Linked DNA regions of Mus musculus: all the other regions are linked to region 1. The links are chromatin loops, found by intact Hi-C in ENCODE. Cell type or tissue: heart. All regions are shown on one strand.

Region 1 (2,500 bases):
CATGTACTCTCAAGGCCCCTCCTGCCCTGTCTGGGGGCGGTTCTGTCTGGTTTTAGCGTTCTTAGAGGAAATGGTTTCACGGGTGCTGTCTTCCAGCTGTTTGGCCAGCTGTGAGTAATGTCCTTCAATGCCCCTGACTGGCAAGCTGTTGCTTCTGGCACATCCGTGTGATTTGTTCCGTCAGGGCCGCCTTGCACCTGTGAGAGGTTACAGACCGAAGCTGAGGCCTGAGCTGTAAAGACTCATGACTGAGTCTCTCTCTCTACAGAGAGTCCAGCCTCTCTCTCCAGGGAGGGCCAGACACCAGCACACGGTCTTGTGGACTATGGCAGGAGGTGTAACCCTTCCCCCCCCATTTACCTCAGAGTGTTATGGAAATAACGATTGGGAAGTATTTTTTAAGTGGAAGCACTCCTGTTTTTAAAGATATTTGCTTGTTTAATATGTAAGGTGGTTGTTCCCAGATCACAGAAAGAAATGTATTGGAAATGCATAAGGGACATTTGCATGTGGTCGGGAGATAGAGGTGTGTGTGTGTGTGTGTGTGTGTGCGCGCGCGCGCACTGCAGAACAAAGCCACCCATGCCATGATGCTTCTCATTCAAGTCATACTGTCACTTAAGTTGTACACTGTTGCTTTGGGAAAGGAAAGGGGATCTTCAACATTATCATTGTCATCGTTGTCGTTATCATTGTCATCATCATCATCACCACCATCGTTTACTTAGGAGACAGGGTCTCCTCCCTATGTAGTCCAGGTTGGCATCAAACATATGGTGATCCCCCTGCCTCAGCCTCCAGAGCACTGGCATTACAGACATGTGCCACAAGCCCAGCTTTACCAAGCAATACGTCCTTTTAGTGGTATTCTGGGACCACACTGCATATGGGTTGACACATTATGACTCCATCTTTGCACAGAGCTGGTATAAAAAAACAAGCCGGTTGTTCATCAAAGACTTTGAAAGCATCCTCAAAGACAGTCTTTGGAGTGGGGCTGACCTGTGTTTGACTCTGGGAATGGGTCAAATCTGAGCTCTTTGTCTGTGTTGGAAACTGAAAGGGGCTGGCGTGTAAAGACGCCCATTCTGGCTGGCTTCTGCCCCTCTGCGTTCTTAGCCAAGACTTAACAGGCTTTGGGGGCTGTACTCTGTACTGGTGACTGCTGTGTCTGCTGTGTCGCAGAGAGTTGCCCCAGGGGACCCAGGTGGGTAAATGAACAACAGCAGGGATTCCTCCCCCTCCCCCCACACCCCCAAGAAGAAAGGCCTGCAGATCCTGAAAAGGTTTGGGTTATGCCTGCAGAGTACAGAAACCTCAAAAGCTGACTGAAGTTCTGAGGAAGCTATTTTTGAGTGGCGGCCTGCTGTGAGGAAAGCTTTCAGGGCAAGCTTCTTTCAGGCTCATTGTAGCTTCCCACCCGACCAACCGACCAACCGCCTGTACTGCCTCTGGTGTTTATCTCCATCTACTGGCGTGAAGGTGGACTCTCCTTCCATTGAGAGGCAGGCAGTTCTGGCTGCCTTCATGTGGATTAGCGTAGAGACCTGGTAAGAAGGGGAAGTTTCTGGAACAAAAGAGAGCCAGGATTGTTTATTAAAGAAGAGAAATGCTATTTTACATATTGGTACGGGCAGCCTGGTTGGTGTCCCTCCAGTCAGTATCTTTTCTGCTGAACTTATGGTAGGCAAGCTGTCTTTTCAAATGCCTGGAGAATGGTGGTGTCCACTCTACACCCAGGGCTTAAAACCCCCACTAGTATTTAATTTGCTTTCAAATCTGTCATTTGAGGAGAACAGCAGAACAGCCCATGTCTATTATGGTCAGCATCTGCTGAGACAGCCCAAAGGCTAGGCAGGGTCACCTGGCAGCCGTCGGCTTGGCAAGCTTTGGCTAGGACCTCGGTTAAGGCTGTTGGCTGAACACCTGTACTGGCCTTCTCTTCATGGCTGCTTGGCACCCTCTGAACAGGGTGACTGAGTTCCAGGAGAAGGTAGTTCCGGGAAGGTTGGCAGAAATTCGGACCTAGTTTCGGAAGTCACTCAGCATCGTTCCTGCCTTGCCACAGGTGGCCTGGACTCAGGAGCCTAAACCCAGGAAACAATGGTGTCTCTCTGTGGGAAGGGCTTCAGCACCATGTTTTAAGACGCACAGCTAACAGCCATAGAAAGTCCTGGCTGGGGCATGGTGGCATGGCTGTCCCAGGAAGTATTACGAAACACCAAAGCAAGACAGTTTTGTCTTAAAGTTTCCAACGCAGAATAAGGGTGTGTTAGGGTGGAGAGAGGGTACTGTAATGGAAAACAGAATTTGCTGTTTAACCAGTTTCTGTTCATTTGTGATGCATTCTAAGAGGTAGAATCTGCTCTGCTTTTACATCACAGAATGAAGTCTCGATTAGGGCCTTCTCGATGTCAAGGGTGTTTGTCTAAGATTGGTGGTATGTCTAAAATTCGTATGGTTTAAATTTTCATACATATGGAATTTTTGGTAGAAAGGG
Region 2 (2,500 bases), 130 kb before region 1:
TAAGATTTTCATATCCTGATAACTCAACTGGGTGGGATCTACCTACCTGCCTGTTTCACCCAGATGCTAACCAGATTTATTTAATTCTGACTTCATGCTTTATTTTTTTACATCAAAAATCTTTTTAGCGTTATCCTTACTTTCCACATGAGTTCATTGTTGAATTGATCCATTCATTTATGAACCAGGTCTTGATGCAGTCTTGCTTGCTTTCAACTTCCAGTGATATTCCTACTTTAACCTTACTACTGAGATCACATGTTTTCCACCACAACCAACTATTGCTTAATATTAAATAAGCCAGGCCTGGTGGCACACATCTTTAATCCCAGAACTTGGGAGGCAGATGCAGGAGGATTTCTGAGTTTGAGGCCAACCTGGTCTACAGAGTGAGTTCCAGGACAGCCAGGGCTACAAAGGAAAAAAAAAAAAAAAACAACTAGAGTCATTTTAGTGGCATTTAAAAGCTATATTTAAAACCTAATTTTTAATTGGGGTCGCAACTGTAGTCACTTTTCAGGATGCTGAGGTGGAGGATTAGTTAAACACAGGAGACCAATCTGGGTAACACAGGAAAGAAAGGCTTTTGTTGTTGCTTTTCCAAAGCACAATATAAGAACAGTTACCACCGTGGGGCTGGATGGTACACTCAATGGTTAAGAACACTGCTTTTGCAGGAGAATTTTTTGTTTCACAGCATTTACATGGTAGCTCACAAACGCATGCCTGTGTACAAACATATGTGCACATAAATGATTTCAGTTTACTAAAAGTTTCCAAAACTGAATATTTTTCTGTACCAGTTGAGTGGCAGTTTTAAAGATTTCGAATAGACTGAAAAACAGTTTAAAGAACACAAATCCTTGTCTGAATGGAACTTTGTCACTTTGCATGTAAGCTTTTGAAACTGAGGTAATAAACAACATTGCTTATGGACTTTGGTGGGATACTCTGTATTGTACTCAGCATTAGGATGGGAAAAGCATGTTTCATGCTGCATTGCTTAGTATATGCTTTTTTTAAAATTTTTTTTGAATTTATTTATTATTATATATCTAAGTACACTGTAGCTGTCTTCAGATGCACCAGAAGAGGGCGTCAGATCTCATTACGGATGGTTGTGAGCCACCATGTGGTCGCTGGGATTTGAACTCAGGACCTTCGGAAGAGCAGTCGGTGCTCTTAACCACCGAGCCATCTCTCCAGCCTTTTTATACTTTTGATACCACAACAGTTTAAAAGTGCTTCTGAAATTCCTTCATTTCAAAGGATATTGTTGGTGACTAGAGATGACTCTGGTGTTAAGAGCACTTACACAAGGCCTAGAATCCATTCCCAGGCCTATATCAGATGCCTCACAACAGCCTATAACTGCCATTCCAGAGAATCTGTTGCCCTCTGGCTTCTGTAGAAGCCAAGGTCAATTCATGCAGATACACATACATGCACAGAAATAAAATGAGATTTTTTTTTCATACTCTTGAATGGTCAGTTTTGTGTTTGGGATGAGAATATAGCTCATGGTAAGCTGCTAAAGAGCTTGCCTTGGGTATGTGAAGCAGTTGTGGGTTCTGTCTCCAGGGTTACAAGAGAAAAAGCAGCAGCCTTGTTTTCATTCCATCTAGTACAGTCTGGCATTATACTATTTGTATTTGCTGATATGTTTGACATATCAGCCATTCTTTCACATAAGCATAAAAATCTCAACAGTTAAAGAGAAATAATAGAACTACTAGTATTATGAAAAAGAGATTAAAATTATTGTACCATCATGCCTTCCATAAGTGTTGACTCATAAGCCTTATCACATTTCTAATTACATCACATTTCTTATTTCTTAGTCCATAGGCTATTGCTGTAGCAAGCCTGGTTGGTGCATACCATACAGCCAGCAGAAACAGCAAGTGTTATTTTCATTCACAGAGGTTGGAGAATAAGTTTCACACTAATAAGGCTCACGTCTGAACCTCTGTATCATTGAACTTTGTGTCCTTTAAGGGGTGGAATGCTTGTGTGAAAAGGATTAGGAAATGAGGCTTGCTAGTCTTAGAGTTAATCATATGTTAAAGAATTCTGAGCGGGTGTGGTGACCTCAAACTCAGAAATCCACCTGCCTCTGCCTCCCAAGTGGGGGCAAGGGGATGAAAAACTATATATGGTCTTGGGTTTAAAGTGTTTAACAGTAGGGCATGTATAGAGTATCCATACTTGAAATCTAGGAGTTTTTTTATTCATGTACATCATATCATATACAATAAGTCGTATCTAAAATATACAAAATGAATATTAGTACTGAATTGAGTACTTAAGCTAAACAGAAAGTCTCTGGATTTCTAGAACACTGAGTAGAATGGCATACATGTATGCATTCTGTATAGTGTGTTGTTCTGTAATCATAATAGCTTGGTTATGTGAGAAATAAAACTGTTAAGGATACATTTTCAGTATGAGGTATGTTTCAAGTTCATCATTTACATGGAGGCTTTTAACACATTCCTTC
Region 3 (2,500 bases), 120 kb before region 1:
GTCTAGTAAGTAAGCTGTAGAGTCAACTTGCCTTATGTTCTAGTTGCTTTTAATGCACTTAGGTGACTATAGTGTTAAAGGTTAAGTTGCTGGATCTATAACAACACCTTTAATCCTGGTATTCTGTAGGCTAAAGCAGAGTAATGAGTTCAGAGCGTATAGTCCTTGATTTTTTTTTTCTCTCAGAACTATTAGTTCAAATTCATGGTATGTGAATGACTAGAAAATAATGTGTATTAAATTATGGTGTTTTTCTAACCCTCTTTAGTCATGTTAAAAGTACAGTGTAGTAAGAAAGTCAAGTTCCTTTGGGTATAAAGCTTATACTCAGTTTGTTGTGTCAGCAGTGGGAATAGAATTTGAATATATGCCTGTATCCTACATTGAGGGTCCTAAGTTCCCTTTCACAGATTGCCTGCCTTCTGATAGTTAAGCTATACTACTAGAGTTAACCTTCAAAGCGAAGTTAATTACTTTTTCCGTGCTGAGGCTGATGTTAACTTTTTAAAACTAGCTTTTATTACCTAAAATTGATTTTGTTGAAATTTCCCATATATAAATATTTCCTTATATGGTTATGCGTGCTTTGATCACATTTTCCTGTCTCCTTATATTCTCTCATTACTATGATCACTGGTGAGACTTAGTATTTTAAGCCTTGCTTTTTAAAGTATACTTATTTTCATTTGCAAAAGCCATCTAAAGGTTGTGTCATGTGATTTGTTTTTTTTAGGTTGCATTTACAACAAGAATTTATCATCCAAATATTAACAGTAATGGCAGCATTTGTCTTGATATTCTAAGATCACAGTGGTCTCCTGCTTTAACTATTTCTAAAGGTAAAATGATAATTTCAATATAATAGTTTTCAGCTACTGTGACTTTATTATGCCAACATTTTAATTAAAAGTTGCTTGCGGGCTGGTGAGATGGCTCAGGGGGTAAGCACCCGACTGCTCTTCCAAAGGTCCGAAGTTCAAATCCCAGCAACCACATGGTGGCTCACAACCACCTGTAACAGAGATCTGATGCCCTCTTCTGGTGCGTCTGACTACAGCTACAGTGTACTTACATATAATAAATAAATAAATCTTTTAAAAAAAAAAAGTTGCTTGCAAGATTGGGGATGTATCTCAGTATAACATGCTTGCCTAGCATGCACAAAGCTCACTGTTCAATCTTCTCCCACTCACCCCCCACCCCACCCCCAGTGTTCTATAAATCAGGTGTGGCACATGCCTAAACAATGGCACTTTTGGGAATAGGGGCGGGAGGATCTGAAGTCAAGATCGTCCTTGGTTAATCTGAGTGAGTCTGAGGCTAGACTGAGATCTTTTAAAAAGGAAAAAAAAGTTAGTGGGTTTGGGTGTTTTGGGTTGATACTTCATCAGGGAAAATAAATTTTAAAGGGATTTTTGTCTAAAGTTAAAAATATGTTGGTAGGGCATTTTCCTAGTGAGTTTTTTTTTCACATAATGGCAGTTTATTTTTAGTGTAATATATCAGAAGCCAGAGGTATCTTCCTCTTGTATACTTTTATTTCACTTGGCTAGGTTCTGTCATTAAACTCCTCTTGTATACTTTTATTTCACTTGGCTAGGTTCTGTCATTAAACCAGAAGTTCTTAGTAACTCTCAGTGTCTGCCTGACTTTACCACCAATGCTAGGGTTCAAGCACGCACAGCTTTTCATGGGCGGCGGGGATTTGAACTCAGGTCTTTTTGTTTAGCCTGAGCTCTTACCTACTGAACTATTGCTTCAGCCTCCAAATTAATTTTAATAAACTTATTTTGGTGCTAAACTGTTTGTGGGTGGTAATGTGCGCGTGAATGCAGATGTTTTGGAGTCCAGAAGAGAATGCTAGATCACCAGGAGCTGTAGTTAAAGGACAGTTGTGAGGGGGCACCAAGAGTGGGAGTTGGGAAACTAAAACTGTCCTCTATACAAATAGTATGTGCCTATAACTGTTGGGCCATCTTTTTGGTGAGAATAGGAAAATATAGCCAGGCATGGTTTACAGCATTTACAGCTTTCTACTCTAATAAGCATCTGTGTAGATTTTCTGTATCTGATTTTGAACCTGTCTTTAGTTGGGTATTACTTAACTATGATAATCATTCTGTGTCTAATAAAATGTGGAATACTTAGGGAATTTGGGGAAAGATTGTTACGTAAAGACTGATCTTGTACTGTTAAGTCTAACACATTCTAGATCTCCAGGTATACCCCAGATGGAAAGTTCCTCCTGTCCTCTTTTGGATTCTGAATGACAAGTCTTTTTTTGACATTCTACTCTGCAAATTCAATTGTACGCAAAACATTTTAAGGATGAGATTGCCTTTTAGTAATTTATAGGCTTGGGTAATTAATGTTTTTATATTAGTCATGTTTTTAATGCTAGTAATTATAATCTTAGGGGTATTTGTGTTAACTATTATTTTCAGGCTCAATCCTGAAGTGTAACATTTTTAAAACTTGGAATAATTGTTAGCTTTTTACC

Evidence for each region. Peaks named below come from ENCODE experiments on the same cell type or tissue, not always from the same donor. Only the 100,000 strongest peaks of a DNase experiment are listed, where the experiment ranks them.
Region 2: it touches region 1 in a loop (2.2-fold over the local background); 5 of 42 quality-filtered maps call a loop at or near these places.
Region 3: it touches region 1 in a loop (1.8-fold over the local background); 5 of 42 quality-filtered maps call a loop at or near these places.

The regions. Positions count from the first base shown.
Region 1 is chr3:135,580,547-135,583,046 of GRCm38, forward strand. No RefSeq gene overlaps it. Among named protein-coding and RNA genes, the nearest start is that of Gm46827, 27 kb to the right of the region's middle. In heart, a CTCF peak has its summit at 1,482 (motif pointing left); DNase peaks (open chromatin) are centred at 85, 1,115 and 1,445; H3K27ac peaks cover 1,055 bases.
Region 2 is chr3:135,450,878-135,453,377 of GRCm38, forward strand. The region is part of intron 1 of Ube2d3 (ubiquitin-conjugating enzyme E2D 3); the gene reads left to right. Among named protein-coding and RNA genes, the nearest start is that of Ube2d3, 13 kb to the left of the region's middle. In heart, a CTCF peak has its summit at 1,058 (motif pointing right); no DNase peak of the experiment used is centred here.
Region 3 is chr3:135,459,242-135,461,741 of GRCm38, forward strand. Ube2d3 (ubiquitin-conjugating enzyme E2D 3) reads left to right here. Exons shown (of 7, transcript NM_001356597.1): 5 at 734-839. Among named protein-coding and RNA genes, the nearest start is that of Ube2d3, 21 kb to the left of the region's middle. In heart, a CTCF peak has its summit at 1,047 (motif pointing left); no DNase peak of the experiment used is centred here.